Linked DNA regions of Homo sapiens: region 1 is linked to region 2. Evidence: chromatin loops called from intact Hi-C (ENCODE). Cell type or tissue: left ventricle myocardium inferior. All regions are shown on one strand. Links, peaks and the distances in the headings refer to the core of each region. The heading gives the core; the rest is flanking DNA.

Evidence for each region. Hi-C counts contacts between places; a loop is a spot of excess contacts. Peaks named below come from ENCODE experiments on the same cell type or tissue, not always from the same donor. Only the 100,000 strongest peaks of a DNase experiment are listed, where the experiment ranks them.
Region 1: a loop joins it to region 2, with 2.6 times the contacts of the local background. A loop is called at or near these places in 2 of 110 quality-filtered maps.

The regions. Positions count from the first base shown.
Region 1 is chr1:38,360,350-38,368,557 of GRCh38, reverse strand. The region is part of intron 2 of LOC105378657 (a long non-coding RNA gene); the gene reads left to right. Among named protein-coding and RNA genes, the nearest start is that of LINC01685, 110 kb to the left of the region's middle. RefSeq lists an enhancer at 6,269-6,787. In left ventricle myocardium inferior, for the core only: no CTCF peak of the experiment used is centred there; no DNase peak of the experiment used is centred there; H3K27me3 peaks cover 2,079 bases.
Region 2 is chr1:38,441,708-38,449,915 of GRCh38, reverse strand. The region is part of intron 2 of LOC105378657 (a long non-coding RNA gene); the gene reads left to right. It overlaps LOC107984943 (a long non-coding RNA gene), which reads left to right and starts at 6,977. Exons shown (of 3, transcript XR_001737993.2): 1 at 6,977-7,214. In left ventricle myocardium inferior, for the core only: no CTCF peak of the experiment used is centred there; no DNase peak of the experiment used is centred there; H3K27me3 peaks cover 4,726 bases.

The DNA of each region.
Region 1 (8,208 bases), core at 1,415-6,414, 81 kb after region 2:
GAAAATTTCAAAAGATTAGAAACTTACAGAGTATGTTCTCTGACAACAGTGGATTTAAATTAAAAAATCAATTAACACAAAAATATCTGGAAATGTTCCAAATAATTAGAAATTGAAGAATGCACATCTAAATAACCAATGCATCAAAGAAGAAATCACAAAGGAAAATGTAAAATATCTTGAAATGAATGATAATGAATATACAACATATAAAAACCTGTGGGATATAATCAAAGCAGTGTTGAGAGGGAAATTTATATGTGTATGTGTGTGTATATTTAAATGTTCATGTTGGAAAAGAAGAAAGATTTTAAAATAACTTATCTAAGTGTCTGCCTTAATATGCTAGAAAAAGAAAAGAAAATTAAGTAAAAGAAAGGAAATAGTAAAGACAAGAGCAGAAATAAATGAAAGAAAAAGGCAAAGAAGAGAGAGAATTAACAAAATTTCGTTCTTTGAAAAGATTGAAAAACCCCTGGCAAGACTGATGAGAGAGAGAGAGAGAGAACACACGCTATTAAGGATAAAAGAGAAATCACAGATGTTACAGATATTGAAATAAAAATAAGGCAATATTTTGCCAATAAATTTGACAACTCAGATGAAATTGACAAATTCCTTAAAAACACACACATGCAAACACAACTTTCCAAAACTGACACAAGAAGAAATAGAATATTGGATTAAGCCTGGGTTATATACAATATTGGATTAGAATACTGGATTACAAATTTGAATTTGTAATAAAAAACTTTTCCGTAAAAAATATTTCACTGGTAAGTTCTATTAAACTTACAGATAAATAACCTCAATCTCACACAAATTCTTTCAGAAAATAGTGAGAGATAAAACAACCCCCAACTAATTTTTATAAAGCCAGCAAAACTCAATACCAAAACCAGACAATTAAAAAGAGTCGTATACTAATATTTTTCCTAGATATGGGTTCAAAAATCCTTAATGAAATATTATAAATCGAATCTGGAAATATGTAAAAAGATACTGCATCATAACCAAGTGAGTTTTATCCCAGGAATGCAAGGTTGATTTAACATTTGAAAATCAATGTAATTTACCACATTGCGAAAATAAGGGAGAAAAATCATTTGAGAAACTCAGCATACATTCAGCTCACAGAAAACTTCCTCAGACTGATGAAGAGCAGACTGGTACATAAGAGCCGACTGGTCCTGTTGGTGCATAAACAACACCAACAGTAATGACAACAGCAACTACTCCAACCTACAGTGAACATCCTATTTAGTAGGTGAAATACTGAACACTTTCCACTTCATGCTGAGAACAAGGCGAAGATGTTTGCTCTCACCACTTCTATGCAACATTGCACTGGAAATTGTAGCCAGTACGATAAGGAAGAAAAAGAAATAAATATTGGAAAAGAATTAAAGCTGCCTTTATTCAGCAATGATATGACTATTTATGTAGAAACGTTTTAAGAAATAAAATCTTAAGACTATGCAAACTAATGCATTAATTTAGCAAGATCACTAGTATGTGAGGTCCATATACACAAAGCAATTTTATTTGTATCTACTTGTGATAAACAATTAGAAAATTTCATTCATAATAGCATAAAAGTATAAAATATTCAGGAATAAATTTAATGTAATATGTACAAGACCTTTACATTTAAAAATCACAAAATATTAAAGAAATTAAAGAAGACCTAAATAAATGAAAAAATGTACCATGTTTATGGATTAGAAGTCTCAATGTTACAATGTTACAATATCCATTTTCCCCCAAATATCTATAGATACTATGCAATCCCAATAATAAGTTCAATAGGCTGATTTTTAAAATGAAATTGACAAGTTGTTTCTACTATATATGTATGATATTGCAAAGGATTTAGAATAGCCCAAATAATATCAAAATAAAGAACATAGTTGGAGGTTATTACCTTATTTTAAGACATAAAAAGCTTGAAAAACTAGAGTAATCAAGATAGTGTAGGGTGGTGATAAGGATAGACAATTAGGTCAATGGAAGAGAATAGAGTCGAAAGATATACCTATACATATACAGTTATTTGAATTTTACCAAAAGCACCAAGGCAATTCAATATGGAAATGAAAGTCTTCTCAACAAATGGTGCTAGAATAAACGTGATAAAAGATGAACTTCAACTCCTACCTAACACCATGCACAAAAATTAATTTGAATGAATAATAGATCTAAATGTAATAGCTAAAATTATAAAGCATCTAGAAGAAAACAGGAGAGAATCTTTGTAACACTGGAGTAAGCAAATATTTTTTAGCATATAAAAAACACAAATCATTTTACTTGTCAACTATACCTCAACAAAGCAGGAGAGGGGAAAGCACTAATCATAAAAGCTAACAAATTAGACTTCATCAGTGGAATGGAAGAGAAGTGAACAACGTTAAGAGATATCAAGGAGGTAACATAGACAGGGCCTGGTGATTGGAGGAAGAAGTATGTTTTGGATTACTCTCATAGTTTTGGCCTCATTCACTGAGAAGGAGCACCCAAAGCAGTACCCAGTTAGTAAGGTAAGATCACAACACACAAAAATAAACTTTTTAGGATGAAACTATGACCATGTTTCTCCCCCGCTTACTCTTCTTTAGTGAGTCTCCCTGCCTACAAAATATGGTCCAAGCCTCTTAGACACACAATGCCCTATATGATCTGGACCATGCTGAGTTCTCCTACCTCAGGCCCACTACTCTCCTTCCCTTCCTCCTTTGAATCCTGTGCTATGTTTGTTTATTTCCAGAGGTATTGTGTCTTTTCATGTCCCTATGCATTTGCATTAGCTGAACCCTCTGCTTGGACAATCTCTCAACTTGAGCGATATATCAGTCTTTTTCTCAGGAATCCCAGACCATTCAATCTAAGCCTCTAATATAGGAATCTTTGCTGCAATTTTTCCTTTACTCATCTGTCTTTCTCAGTAGATTGTGAATGCCTTGAGGATAAGGTTATTTCTTACTTAACTCTGGTATTCCTTATACCTAGTGTCAAAAATGTTGAAAGAATGGATGGATGGTGAAGGGTCAAGATTTCTGCCTTTGCACTCACCACTCATTCTGCAAGATCTTATTAAGGTCTAAATAGCTTCTCTGCAGAAGAGGAGAAATGCTAAATCCCTTGGGAGGTGACAGATGACATAATAAGTGGCATTTGATCAGAAAGATGTTATGGGAGTGATTTCACCTCATTCTCTGGGACTCTATAAAACGAAAACAGTCACAGCTGCCCCCAAGAAAGCAAGAATACCATGCAATGTGCTTGTGGGAAGAAGGAAACCCCCAAACACTTCATAACAATATCACTAATAAGGTGATCTTTGAAACCAAGTCAATGAAGTCAGCCTTGTTAGAGTATTGGACACAAGGAGGGCATTAGCGAGAATATTTTTTTTCCTGAAAATCTTTGAGAGTGGAAGAAATATGATCTTATTCAGTGGTCCCCCTTTTCCTCCAAAATGCAAGTTACCTTTCTCTTTATCTTCAATGCTTCTCCCTTGGTTCAAGCTTTTACTATCTCTTGCCTGAACTATTTATTGCAATGGCCTGCCAGGTCTCCCTGCCTCTAACCCATCCTAGGCTCTGGGGCACCAAAGTAATCTTTCTTTAATACAGATCTAACCATGTCACCCCATCCTGAAACTCCATCCCTCTTATATCTTGTGGGAGAAAGCCCATGCTTATTTACATGATTCGTAAGGCCGCTCATGTTGAAGGCCCTATCTCTCTTTGCAGCCTAACTTTCTATATTGCTATCAACAGCCACAGTTTCTGATGAGAGATGTGTTAGATAAGCAAAAAGATTGAAGACCATCCTAGCTACTCTGCTTTTCTTGCCATTCTTTGTAGATGCTTGTAGGGAAAGAAAGGCAGTGATTTTTTTGCCTTCTTATCATAAAGAATCATGACTGACACCCCTGTAACAAAAGGCAGGTTAATAAGAGAAAGTATAACAAATGTATTACATGCATACATAGGCACAAAAGTCATATGCACAAATATGAAAACTCTAGAAAAGGGCCAGATGGTTGATGTGTATATACCCTCTTCATTGAGGGGATGGAAATGGAAGGATGTTGTAAAGGAATGAAACTGAAAACCAGACAATGGTTTGTAAATGATTCTCTTTGGATGCTGAATGAGACTAAAGGACAAATAATAGCTTGTGGACTAGTTACAGAAAGGTGAGGGGAAGAGCTGCATTGTGAACAAAGGTTGTCTTATTATGCAGATACAGTCTCCCAGGTAATCTCTCAGCATGGCCCTCAGAAAAATAGATGAAAAGTCTGTCTGAGCATGGTGACAACTCCCAGTCTCTTCTCTTCTCTGGTGGTTAACCTTTCCTGGTTATTTAATGAGAGCCCTAAGAAGAGAGTTTTAAGACAATTACATTTATTTTGGAAGAAGTTTTCTTAGTCAGATAAGGGAACTTCCAGAGAAAGCCCTCTCCTAGTTCTTTGAGGAAAAAAAGAGAATCAGAGAGACAGGGAGGCAGCAGAAGGTCAAAGAGAAACCCTGAGGCTGCTTCTTCCTTTTAGCATGTCAACACACCACATCTGGGGACATTTTCTGAGCCCAAATGTTGTATTCATTTTTTATTGCTAAGTAACAAATGGCCACAAATTTAGCAACTTCAAACAACATACAGCTGGGCACAGTGGCTCACATCTGTAATCCCAGCACTTTGGGAGGCCGAGGTAGGAGGATTGCTTGAGCCCAGAAGTTCGAGATCAGCCTGGGTAACATAGTGAGACCCTGTCCCTACAAAAACAGAAAACAAACAAGAAAAGCATAGTTTATTATCTCAGTTTCTGTAGGTCAAGAGTCCAGGCCTGGCTTAGCTGGGTTCTCTGCCTCAAGGTCTCAACAGGCTGCAACCAAGGTGTTGGCTGTGCTGCATTCTCATCTTGAGGTTGGAGTAGGGAAGGGTCCTCTCTAAGGCTCACCCAGTCTGTTGGCAGACATCAGTTCCTTGAAGCTGAAGGGCTGAGGCTCTCAACTCCTACAAACCACCTACAGTTCTTTGCCACGTGGGTCTCTTTACAGACAGTGCACAACACAGATGCTTGCCTTTTCAAAGCCAGTGGGAGAGAGCGAGAGCAAGACTGCTAGCAAGATGGAGTCTTTGGAAAGTAATGTCATCACAGAAGTGGCATATCATCTTTGCCATAATTTATTGGTCAGAAACAAGTCACAGGTCCCACTCACACTCAGGCATGAACACCAGAAGGCAGGGATCATAGGGATCATCTTAGGGTCTGTGTGCCAGATGCCAGACTTTCAAGCTTCTGAGTCTTTGCTCATGCTACTGTTCCCTTTCTCTCTTATGCTCTTCCTCTGCTCTCCCGCCTGCCAAGATCCTACTTACCCTTTGAGCAAAAGTTATTTCTCTGGTGGCTTCAATAGACTCACCTCTGCTTTCATTCAAGATAGTTTCTCATGATTCTGCTTCCAGAACACTTTGTTCATTAAGCTACACTAGCACTCAGCAGAAGATGTAGACCTCTGATGATGAGCTGCATTCAACAGGCTCTTAGCACCTTTTACACGCCATGGACTAGATTTATGATATGGTTTGGCTGTGTCCCCACCCAAATCTCATCTTGAATTGTAGCTTCCATAATCCCCATGTGTCATGAGAGGGACCCAGTGGAAGGTAATTAAATCATGGGAGCAGGTTTTTCCCGTGCTGTTTTGGTGATAGTGAATACATCTCATGAGATCTGATGGTTTTATTAAGAGCAGTTTCCCTGTACATGCTTTTCTGCCTGCCTCCATGTAAAATGTGCCTTTGCTCCTCCTTTACCTTCTGCCATGATTGTGAGGCTTCCCCAGCCATGTGGAGTTGTGAGTCAATTGAACCTCTTTCCTTTATAAATTATGCAGTCTCAGGTATGTCTTTATTAGCAGCAAGAGAATGAACTAATATAACATGGCACTGGGGACAAAAAATAGAGACCAGCCTGTGGCAAGAGTTCCCAAGCCAATCCATGGACTAGCCCCATCAGAATCACATGGGCAGCATGTAATAGATAATGATTCTCAGGCCCTAGTCCCTAAAGATCCTGATTCCATGAATCTGGAGTGAGGCTCAGGAATCTGTTCTTACAAAGCCTCCCAGGTGATTGTGGTCTCCAGTCAGGCTCAGAACCACTGGCATAAAGGAATGAGCATTGCACCTGAGTTGCTCAAGGCTGACTTCAGACCCACCTCTACAGAATGTTGTAGACTGGACAGATAAACTCTGAGAAGACAGATGGAAAAGCCTTGGCTCAAGTCTGGCTCTGCCACTTAACCTGTCTGACTTTTGAAAAGATACTGGTCCTCTCTCAGCCTCAGTTCCTTCATTGGTAAAATGGAGAAATCATGCAATCCACCTCTAAGGGTGCTGTGAGGCTGTGAGGATTAAGTGAGATAATGCTTGGGAGAGCACCTGGCATGCAGGAAGCCATCAGAAAGAGTTTTGTTATATTGATCCCTGAGTTCAGCTGCTCTGCCAATTAAGGCCACAATGCCATTGGAGCTAAAAACATTGGTCTTTGGACAGGGGCTCCCCTCTCCTCTCTGTAGATTCTATCCCTGTGTGGCTTACAGAAATGACTTAGACAGCATCCTCTTCCTGTGGTCCCTCTCCACCCAGACTGACTCCTCCTCAGCCTCAGCTGCTGTTAGCACTGCAGACAGGGGCCTGGCCCTGGAGGAAGCTTCCCACCCTTCACTGGGGCTGGCTTCCTCTTATGGGAAGAGAGCAGCCAGCGTAGCCCCAGGACAAGCTCAGCCCCTGCCACGGCTCTCAAAGCCCAGCTCCCTGGGGGCTCGAGGCGGGGGCACCATCCACTTTTTCCATGGCTGCCTCTGAGTACTTTGAATTTCATTAGGGCAATTATTTCAAATGGAATTAAAAGGGTTTAAAATTAGACCCTAAACTCTTAACAATTAGTGACGCAGCGACCTGCCATCCACAGAGCCACAATAGACCTATGTTGATTGGTACGTGAGCACAATGCCACTCTCCAGATTTGCATGCACTATTACAGTAAACGGCTTTTAATAAAATGAATATTCTTAATTACCACCGCATTAATAGGCTGTAAATTAGTCATCATTAAAGGCCCCACAGTCCCTCCCCACCTCTCTGAGAGTTGCCAGTGGACTTCACCAGCTCAGCTGCTTCTGCAAACTCCAAGTTTTCCTGTGGCCTCCTGGGAGGTGGTGAGTTGGGGGTTATGCCCCCATAATAGCCTCAGGCCAGAGATTTGAATGCTGGGACTGTCTCTGTGATCCTCTCCACTGCACCAGCTTGAGACTTCCTGTGTTCTCTAAAGGCTGGTCAGCCCATGTCAGCGCAGGTCCCTCAAACCACCTGGACTACATCATTTATTCATCCCATTACCCATTCACTTATTCAGCAGGCACTATGTCAGGCACAGCAGATACTCACTGAGAAGTGATCCAGCATCTGCTTGAACCTCCAGTGTCTGCTTGCAGCCCCTGCTAACAGGTTTTCCAGAGAGGAGGCTGACACCTGCTGGAATCTGACAGGCACTGGGCTCCAGTCATCCACATGCCCAAAGAAGGGCAAGTTCTGGCAGAGGAGAACCCTGGGAAAGGTCCATGTTGGGCAAGAGCACTGGACTCACAGTTCTGAAATCCATTCCCAAGTCATTGTGAGAGCTTGAGCAGGTCACCTGCACCCCTGGGCCTCAGTTTCCCCATCTGTATGGTGGAGGCATTGGTCTAGGCCTACAGACAGCACACTTTTTCTGAAGGGCCAGATCATAACTATTTTAGGCTTTGTTAGTCAAACGGTCTCTGTCAAAACTATACAACTTGGCAAGACAGGCAGGAACCAGATTTGGCCCATGGGACTGTAGTTAGCTAACCCCTGGGTTAGGGGAATCATAAAAGCCCAGGCAACTCTGATGTTCTAGGAATCTATAAAAAGGCTATTCTTCCACAGGAGGTGTAGGGAAGACTTCAGAGGCAAACTTTCACAAGGGACATTTAGACTGAATTAAAGGGGATGTGCTTTTCTTTCCTGTTCTGTATCACACCCATCAACACACATATGTGCATGCACGCACACACAGACACACACAATAGCAGGATAAATGACCTCCAAAAATATCAGAGCCTCATCCTTGAACTGTGAATGCCACCGATATGATAAACCTGTGTGTTTTTGCAG
Region 2 (8,208 bases), core at 2,108-7,107:
ATTAAGATTCACGAGTCCTGAGTTGAAAGCTAGGTTTTTGTTACTTACCAGCTATGTGACCATGACACTGGGCAGACCTTTTCACTTCTCTGAGCTTCGGATCCCTAGCTGTGAAATGGAGCCAATGTCACTGGCCTGCTAAGAATGTGATCAAATAAGAAAATGGATGTGAATATTCTTTGATCTTGTTAAAGCTCCAAGTCCACAGGGAATGCTTTAGGCAAGAAGCCGCCCCCCAGTTAGGGTGGGCTCCATGCAGAAGCTGGGCTGTGGAAACTGAGGGGCAGGCTCAGGGACAGAGTGCCTGCTGGCTGCCTGCTTTTCCTTTGTCTTTTTCGATAATGCTAATTTGGTTACTCTTAGTAACAGCTATTCCCCATTACTATTACTCATTCTGGGCTCTGAATCATTCTGATGGATACAACTTGACATCAACCAATTTGCCTAATTCATCACCTTTGCATTTCTTTAATACTAAAGACAAAGTAGGAAGGTTTTCCAACTGGCTTTGTGATTTTCTTTTCTCCTATCCTCCAGCATCAATGGGGGATGCAGAAAAGACTCCCTCTGAAGGGCTGCTGGGTGGAGAATTCAGCTGGCCAGGAATTCTGAAGTTAAAACCCACTCACTACGTGGTCTTTAGTAAGTTCAGGATGACCATGGCTTTGCTCGTCCTTGTCTCCATAGCCCCCAGGGCTGGTCGTTGGACAATCATTCATTTTCTATCTGGGATTAAGCCCAGCCCAGCCGGGACTGAGAGTGTTCCCCACCCAGCTTCCCTGCACTTGTGTACGCTCAGCCATGGCCTAAAATGCGGAGTTCTCATTTCGAGGCTCAGGACTGATTTCTCCCGCCCTCAATGTGGGGAGGTCCTGAGTCCACTCATTCTTTCAAGTCCTGCCCAGCCACCTTCTCCATGGAGAAGGAATCTCCTGCTCGGAATTTCTACATCCCTTCTCCTGTTCCTTTATGATGAGCCGTAATCCTTTCACATTACAAAATCAAAATGCAGAAGCATGTAAGGTAAAGGGTGATGTTTTCCCCATTCTTCTTCTCCAGTGTCCTCCTCTCCCCAGCACCTCCTTGTGTAAGCAATGTTTTGTTTTGTTTGCATCTTCCAATGTCTTTCTTTGTGTTCACACTAACATATTCATTTATATATTCATACATAAAGGGGTTTTCTACTAATATTTAAATGTGCTCTCATTGCACATACACAATTACCTTTCTTAACTTAATAATATATTATGGGCATTCCTCCATGCCAATTCACATATATCTTTCGTTTAAATGGCTTCATAATGTTCTATACATTTATTCAAATCTTTCCCTGTTGTCTTCCGGTCCGTAATCTTCATACACACATCTTTTTATAGTGATGTTTTAGTTTCTGTAGGAAAGAGTCACAAATGTGTGATTTCTGGGCCAAAGGATATAATATGCTTAATTCTTATAGTTACTAGCAGATTACTTTCCAGATAGGATGTGGGGATATAGCTCATCAGTGAAGTATAGGAATGCCTGTTTCCTCACACCTTCACCAGCTTTTAGATGCTAAATATAAATATTTTGCATTTTTTTTTACTATCTGCTGGGTGACAAATGGCATTTTAGTGTTTTAATTTCCATTTTCTTAAATACAGGTGAATTTGAACATCTTTTTATATTTCTTGGCCATTTGCATTTTTCTGTAAATTCCTTGTCAAATCTTTTGCCCATTTTTAATTGCATCCTTTAAATATTACAGTCTCAGGCCGGGCGCAGTGGCTCACGCCTGTAATCCCAGCACTTTGGGAGACCAAAGCGGGGGGATCACTGGAGGTCAGGAGTTCGAGACCAGCCTGGCCAACATGGTGAAACGCTGTCTCTACCAAAAATACAAAAATTAGCTGGGCATGGTGGCACATGCCTGTAGTCCCAGCTACTTGGGAGGCTGAAACAGGAGAATTGCTTGAAACTAGGAGGTGGAGGTTGCAGTGAGCTGAGATCACACCACTGCATTCCATCCTGGGCAACAGAGCAAGACTCTGTCTCAAAATAAACAAATAAATAAATAAAATAAAAAATAAAAAAATAAGTACGATGGTCTCCTTGTACTTGTCCAACATAACTTCTGTCCATAATAACAGCTAATATTGGTATCGCATATAAAGCATTTTTCACATACATTAGCTCATTAAGTCACTACTATGATTTTACAAGGAACATATTATTTTTAGTTTTAGGAAACTGAAGCCCAAAGGCTTGCTCAGGCTACGTAGTCTACTGCTGCTGAGCTGAGGCTCCAGCTGCCTTCCACAGCCCCATGGGAAGGATCCATGGGTGACTTTTCTCTCCCATTTGGTGCCTTGCACAGACCTTACACCAGGGAATGGACGTAAAATGAGTAGAATGACATATGATGGATGGATTAATGAATCAGAAGATGGAGAGAATGATGGATAGATTAAAAGATGGCAGTTTGGAACAACTTCCCAATATATACCCCTCCCCAACAATATGTGTCTTCTGGATTTCTGCTCAAAATGCCCTTCTCATTCTTCATTATCATTGCCAAGCAGTCTTTTCATAGGCATCTGACCTTGCTATAGTCCTTGACTTCTCGTGTATGAGGAGGGTCTGTCTCAAGCATGGAAAACAGCCCTTTGCCTCAGGTAGGTAACGTGAAGAGTGACACAGAGTGGAAGAGCATAACACAGCAGTTCTCAGCTAGAGGTGATTTTGGTCCCCCTTCCCCAGGGGACATTTGACAATGTCTGGAGACATTTTTGATGTCACAACTTGGGGAGGAGGTGCTACTGGCATCTGGTAGGCAGAGGCCAAGGATGCTGCTAGACATCCTACAAGGCACAGGGCAGTGCCCACAACAAAGAATTCCTTGGCCCCAAATGCCAAGAGTACTGCTGTTGAGAAGCCCTGGCTTAAAGCGGCAGCAAGCCCCTTAGTGACAGCGTGATAAGAAGGAAGGATGTAGGATTTGTAAACTCAAGGGACTTGCCTCTGAGCATTAAGGGGCCTGTATGATTTTGAGCACTGATCCTTTCTCAGCCTCAGTTTTCTCAAGTGAAAATGTGGATAATCTCATCTTCCATGAGAGACTATTGTAAATATTAAGCAGAAGGATGTATGTGAAAGGCTGCTAGGTACATGTGGGAGATATTGATTGTCATCAGGAAGCATTTGAGAAAGGTATCTTATTTATCTGGGCGTGAATTTGGGGGAGCTCAGCCTGTACTCTCTTGGTTTCTCGACTGACTGTGTGTGGGTTCTTTGGATGTGAAAATGCAGGTGTTTGTGGCTTGGAGTCTGAAAAACTAGCTGAATGCTAATCTCCCAGCGTCCTTGTTTGCTCCTCTGGAAACTTTGCTGGGGGACAGCTAATCGATGGGGGGAAATGATGACTCCTGCATTGTGCACATACTAACTGGCAGCCCTGGAGCCCAGACCCGGGACTTGGGAACATGCTTTTGCTTTTGAAGGAAGGCTGGGCAGGGAACTGTAATGGAATTTCTAATTCTGGATCTGGTTAGTTGAGAGCAAGATCAGATCTACTTGATGTAGCAGACCAAGGTAGCAGATGGAAGAAGGGGAGCCAAATGGCCAAATTAGGGGATGAAAAATCAAAGAAAATGAAAAGGAACGAGAAAAGACAGCGGGAGGAGGTCCTGAGGAATTGGGCAGCCTGAGAGCCAAAGCCCAGAAAGGCGTTTTACACTCTTGGTCTATGTCACTTTAATCCTAGCCATTTACTTAGGCAAGGACTTTTGGGCAAAGGATTTTTCTAATCAACCCCACCATATCACCCCAAGTCTAACCTCACCCTCCACTCTGCCCATACTTCCTGACCCACACTACAGCCTCTGCTGTGTCCCCACCCAGGCCCGGTTCCCTGTCCTCTCTTCTCCCTACTTGCCTGGACCCCTCAAGCCTTCCTTCAACCTCACTGGTTTGATTAGAATCCCATCCACCATCCTTGGCTCAGTCCACCCACCATGCTGAAGATGGAAGGGAAAAGAAGTGAGTAAGGGAGAGAGCAAAGGAGAGGAGTGGTCTCTTTTGAGCCAAGGGAATTAGATTCCCCAGCCTGCTTTCAGCTTATTCTGCCCCAAAGACCAGAAGGATAATCCTTTCCCTAATATTCTTGACATAAAACCAACTTATGTACAAATACACCTGTCCTGTTTTGAGTCATAACTAGTGGTTCATAAGCATCTTTTATAGCGTGTGGAATTCACAGCTTGGAGGTGATGCACATTCTGCCCAGGATTCAGGCCCTAAGCCGGGTCCTGTGTCTTCTCAGCACACGTACCCCAGATCCATTGGCCTTCTTGTCTTTCTGGAACTCTTGGGCTAGGGTTGCCCTCCTCTCAGTAAGAAGCTTCTGTGAGTGTGGAACAGAGCAGCAGATAAAGTCAAGGATGTCAGGAGAGCTTGTAAGGTGATTCAAACCCTAGTTCCAGGAAGAGAGAACCCAGGGAAATTCTTTTATCAGTGTTCTTCATTCAGCAGTGGCAGCAGTGTGGTGGAGGCGCACAGACTGCGTGTCTCCCTCTGTGGGGACCAGTCCCTTGAGGAGCTCAGACTGCCTCTAGCCTGGCCGGGTGGGGTGGGGACCGTGGGGGCTGGCGTGGCAGCTGTGGGCTGCACCAAGGCCTGTCAGGGAGGAATGATTAATGAACAGCCGCACCAGCTGAGGCTAACCTTTGGAGAGCTGAGCAGGGCATCTGCAGAACTGTCAGCGCTCTGACAAGGACAGAGCTGAACAACCAATTACGCCGCCATCACTAAGGTGGGCTGTCACTTTAATCCCAGCCATTCACTTAGGCAAGGACAGGGAAATTTCTCCTCTGCAGAGGCGTGTGCCTCGGCCACCTTAACCATTTCAAGACAGGGCAGGGACCCTGGTTGGGAGCTGCTCCAGCTGTGTCCTGACAAGTCTCCCCACTTCCAGGCTTTCCCCGCTTCCCAGTCTCTCTTTCATACCGGCCACGAGAGCAGAATTCCAGCCACATTTACGCCTGTGATTTCATTCTGCTGCCTCCCACAGCTTGCAGGACGAAGCTGGAATTCCTTGACCTGGCATTCAAAGCTTTTCATCCCATTTATTCACTCAATTGTTTACCTGATGAACAATTACCTATTGCACATTTGGTATGTAGTAGGCATTCTGCTAACTACGGAGCAGAGTAATTAAATGTAAGAGAGTTCTCACCCTTTAGAAGCTTGTGATCTCAGAGCAGAGGCAGATAAGTCCCTGAGTGGAATATAAGATCTCTTACAGAAGTAGTAATAGAAAGCTGTGGGAAGCCACAAGAGAAACACAGAAACCAGATGTGTGGGGTAGTGGAGAGCCAAGGGGCAGGGATAATCTTGGGCTTTGTCTAAAGTGCTAAGCAGCCGTTAGTCAGGCAGAGAGGTGGGGAAAGGGAAAAGCAAGTACAAAGGCGCAAAGTCGAAACTACTCATGAATTGTAGCAATGCCAAGTGATTCCATGTGTCTGGCATTCCAAGTACGGATGCTCCTGGATTCCTGGGGCTACATCTAATAAACCCATCTTTACTTGAAACTATTGTAAGTCAAAAATGCATTTAATACACTAACCTACTGCACATCATAGCTTAACCTAGTCTACCTGAAATGTGCTCAGAACACTGACATTAGCCTACAGTTGGGCAAAATCATCTGGCAACACAGTACATCGTAGAACATCTGTTGTAACCTTGCAATGATGTGACTGGACTGGGAGCTTCAGCTCACTGCCATTGCCCAGCATCGAGCAAGAGTATGGTACCACATATTGCTAGCCCAGGGAAAGATCAAAATTCAAATTTGATTCAAAGTATGGTTTCTACCAAATGCGTTTCACTATCACATCATCATGAAGTCAAAAAATTGTAAGTTGAACCACCATGAGTCAGTGTCCATCGGTATATGAGAAGTAGTTAATAAGTCTGGAAAAGTAGGGAATCAGGTGGTGAAAAGATTTGAACCCCAGATAAAATGATTTGGATTTTATCCTACTTTTTAGAAAGGAATATATTTGAGAACTGCCTTCTACCTACTTTTTTGACATCCTCTCTATCTCTTACCACATATCCTGGATTCCAGCTGCTCTGGACATTTTGTTATTCCCGGACCTTACCATATTTTCATACCTCCATGGTTTTGCTCTTGCTGTTCTCTCAATCTGGAATGTCCTCCCCCCATTCCTTGCTATAAAGCTAGTAATTATGTTTTACTGCTAATAACAAGGGCTGAAATCAGAGCAGCTTAAGAAAGATGGAGGCTTGGCTGGGCGTGGTGGCTCACGCTTGTAATCCCAGTGCTTTTGGAGGCTGAGGCAGGTGGATCACAAGGTCAGGAGTTCAAGACCAGCCTGGCCAAGATGGTGAAACCCTGTCTCTACTAAAAATACAAAAATCAGCCAGGCGTGATGGTGGGTACCTGTAATCCCAGCTACTCGGGAGGCTGATGCAGAGAATTGCTTGAACCCAGGAGGTGGAGGTTGCAGTGAGCCAAGATCGCATCACTGCACTCCAGCCTGGGCAACAGAGCAAGACTCTGTCAAAAAAAAAATAAAAGAAAAAGAAATACGGAGGCTTATTTTTCTTTCATGTAACATGAAATTTAGCAATAAGTAAAGTAGTAGCATGACAGGGTCATCAGGGACCCAGGCGTCTTCCATCTTTCCATTCCACCCCCCTTATTGTGGCTTTCATCCTCAAAGTCAACTCACTCATGGTCACAGGATGGTTGCCAGAGCTGCAGCCATTATGCCCCCATTCCAGGAAGGAAAAAAGAGGAAGGGGAAAAAGATAAAAAGAATGTACTTTTCAATTAAGTTGGTGGTTGGTGGCTTCGAAGAGCTTTTCTACAAGCCTTGCCTAAAACCTTTGCTTTTATTGTATTGGCCACCCTATCCACAAAGGAAAGTGAGAAATGTGGTTGTTTTGTTTTTGTTTTTGTTTTTCGTAGTGCTTATTCTATCCCAAGGAAATCAGGGCTCTGTTAATAAGGAAGAAGAGAATGAGAAGACAACTAACAATCTTTGCTACAATTGCTAAGCAAAAGGCACTTGAACACCTTCCACAGAAGAGGCAGACATGAAAGAAATGAAAGGTTCAAAAATGGAAAAATCACGGCATAAAAGGTTGAGAGGAGAACAATGCAACTGAACAATGAAGATAAATATAAATAATTCTTAAATGTCTAGGTATTATCCAAATTTCTAACATTTATTTTGGAGAAAATTTTACATGATGTAAAATAAGGATAGTATAATAAAATAATCTTTCTGAAACCTTAGTTTCTTTAAAACAACCATGAAGAATGAAGTTGGAAAAAGAAAGTAAAAGTGTGCCTAACTACTCATCTAATATAAAATGATCTCAAAAGATTCCAATCCATACTCAATTCTGATAATTAGAGGAATGTAAATTGAAAACTATTTTTGAAAACTGTTGAGGTTGCTAATAGTGGAATTAGAGCCACCATTTATCTTCTAATACATTAAAGAAGATAAATTCAAAGAAAATAGAAACCATTTACCAATAGTTAAAAAAAAAAACAGCACAGCTAATGACAAGATGACAGGAGGGAAAAAACAAAATAACTAGTTATTACAATGTGTATAAATGTACTAAATTCCTCTATTAAAACATAAAGACTCTCAGACTGGATTTAAAATGATATTCAACTATATTCTATTTACAAGATAATCAACTAAAACAAAGTTGGGAAAAAAGAATAAGAAGCAAAGGGATAGGCAAAAGTGCATGAGGCAAATTAATGCAAACAGAAAGGAAATCAAGGCCCACAGTGTCAATCAGGCAAATATAATTTGGGACAATAAAGAATTAAACAAGAAAATAGAGTCTTGTTTCATGGAGAAGGAATCCCAGGTTTAGGCTGGGTGTTTCTGTTCAGATTCCAGATCTATGTGAACAGAGGCTAAAGGGTCTCTTAGGAGATAATTCAAGCTGTGTCCATTGCAGGGGTTGGGATATGGCTGGACATGTCTTGTGAGACGGTAAGCTTTCTCTTGCTAAAAGCCTTTTTGCCTGAGACCTTAGAAGGCTCATCAGTAAGGATAAAGATACCAAGTGCAATGAATGTGACCTGGAGAGAAAATTGTAGTCACCAGAGGAAAATACCATTCTTAGGACAATGTGTTATCTATCATTGGAATTTGCCTTTTGGCCCATTCT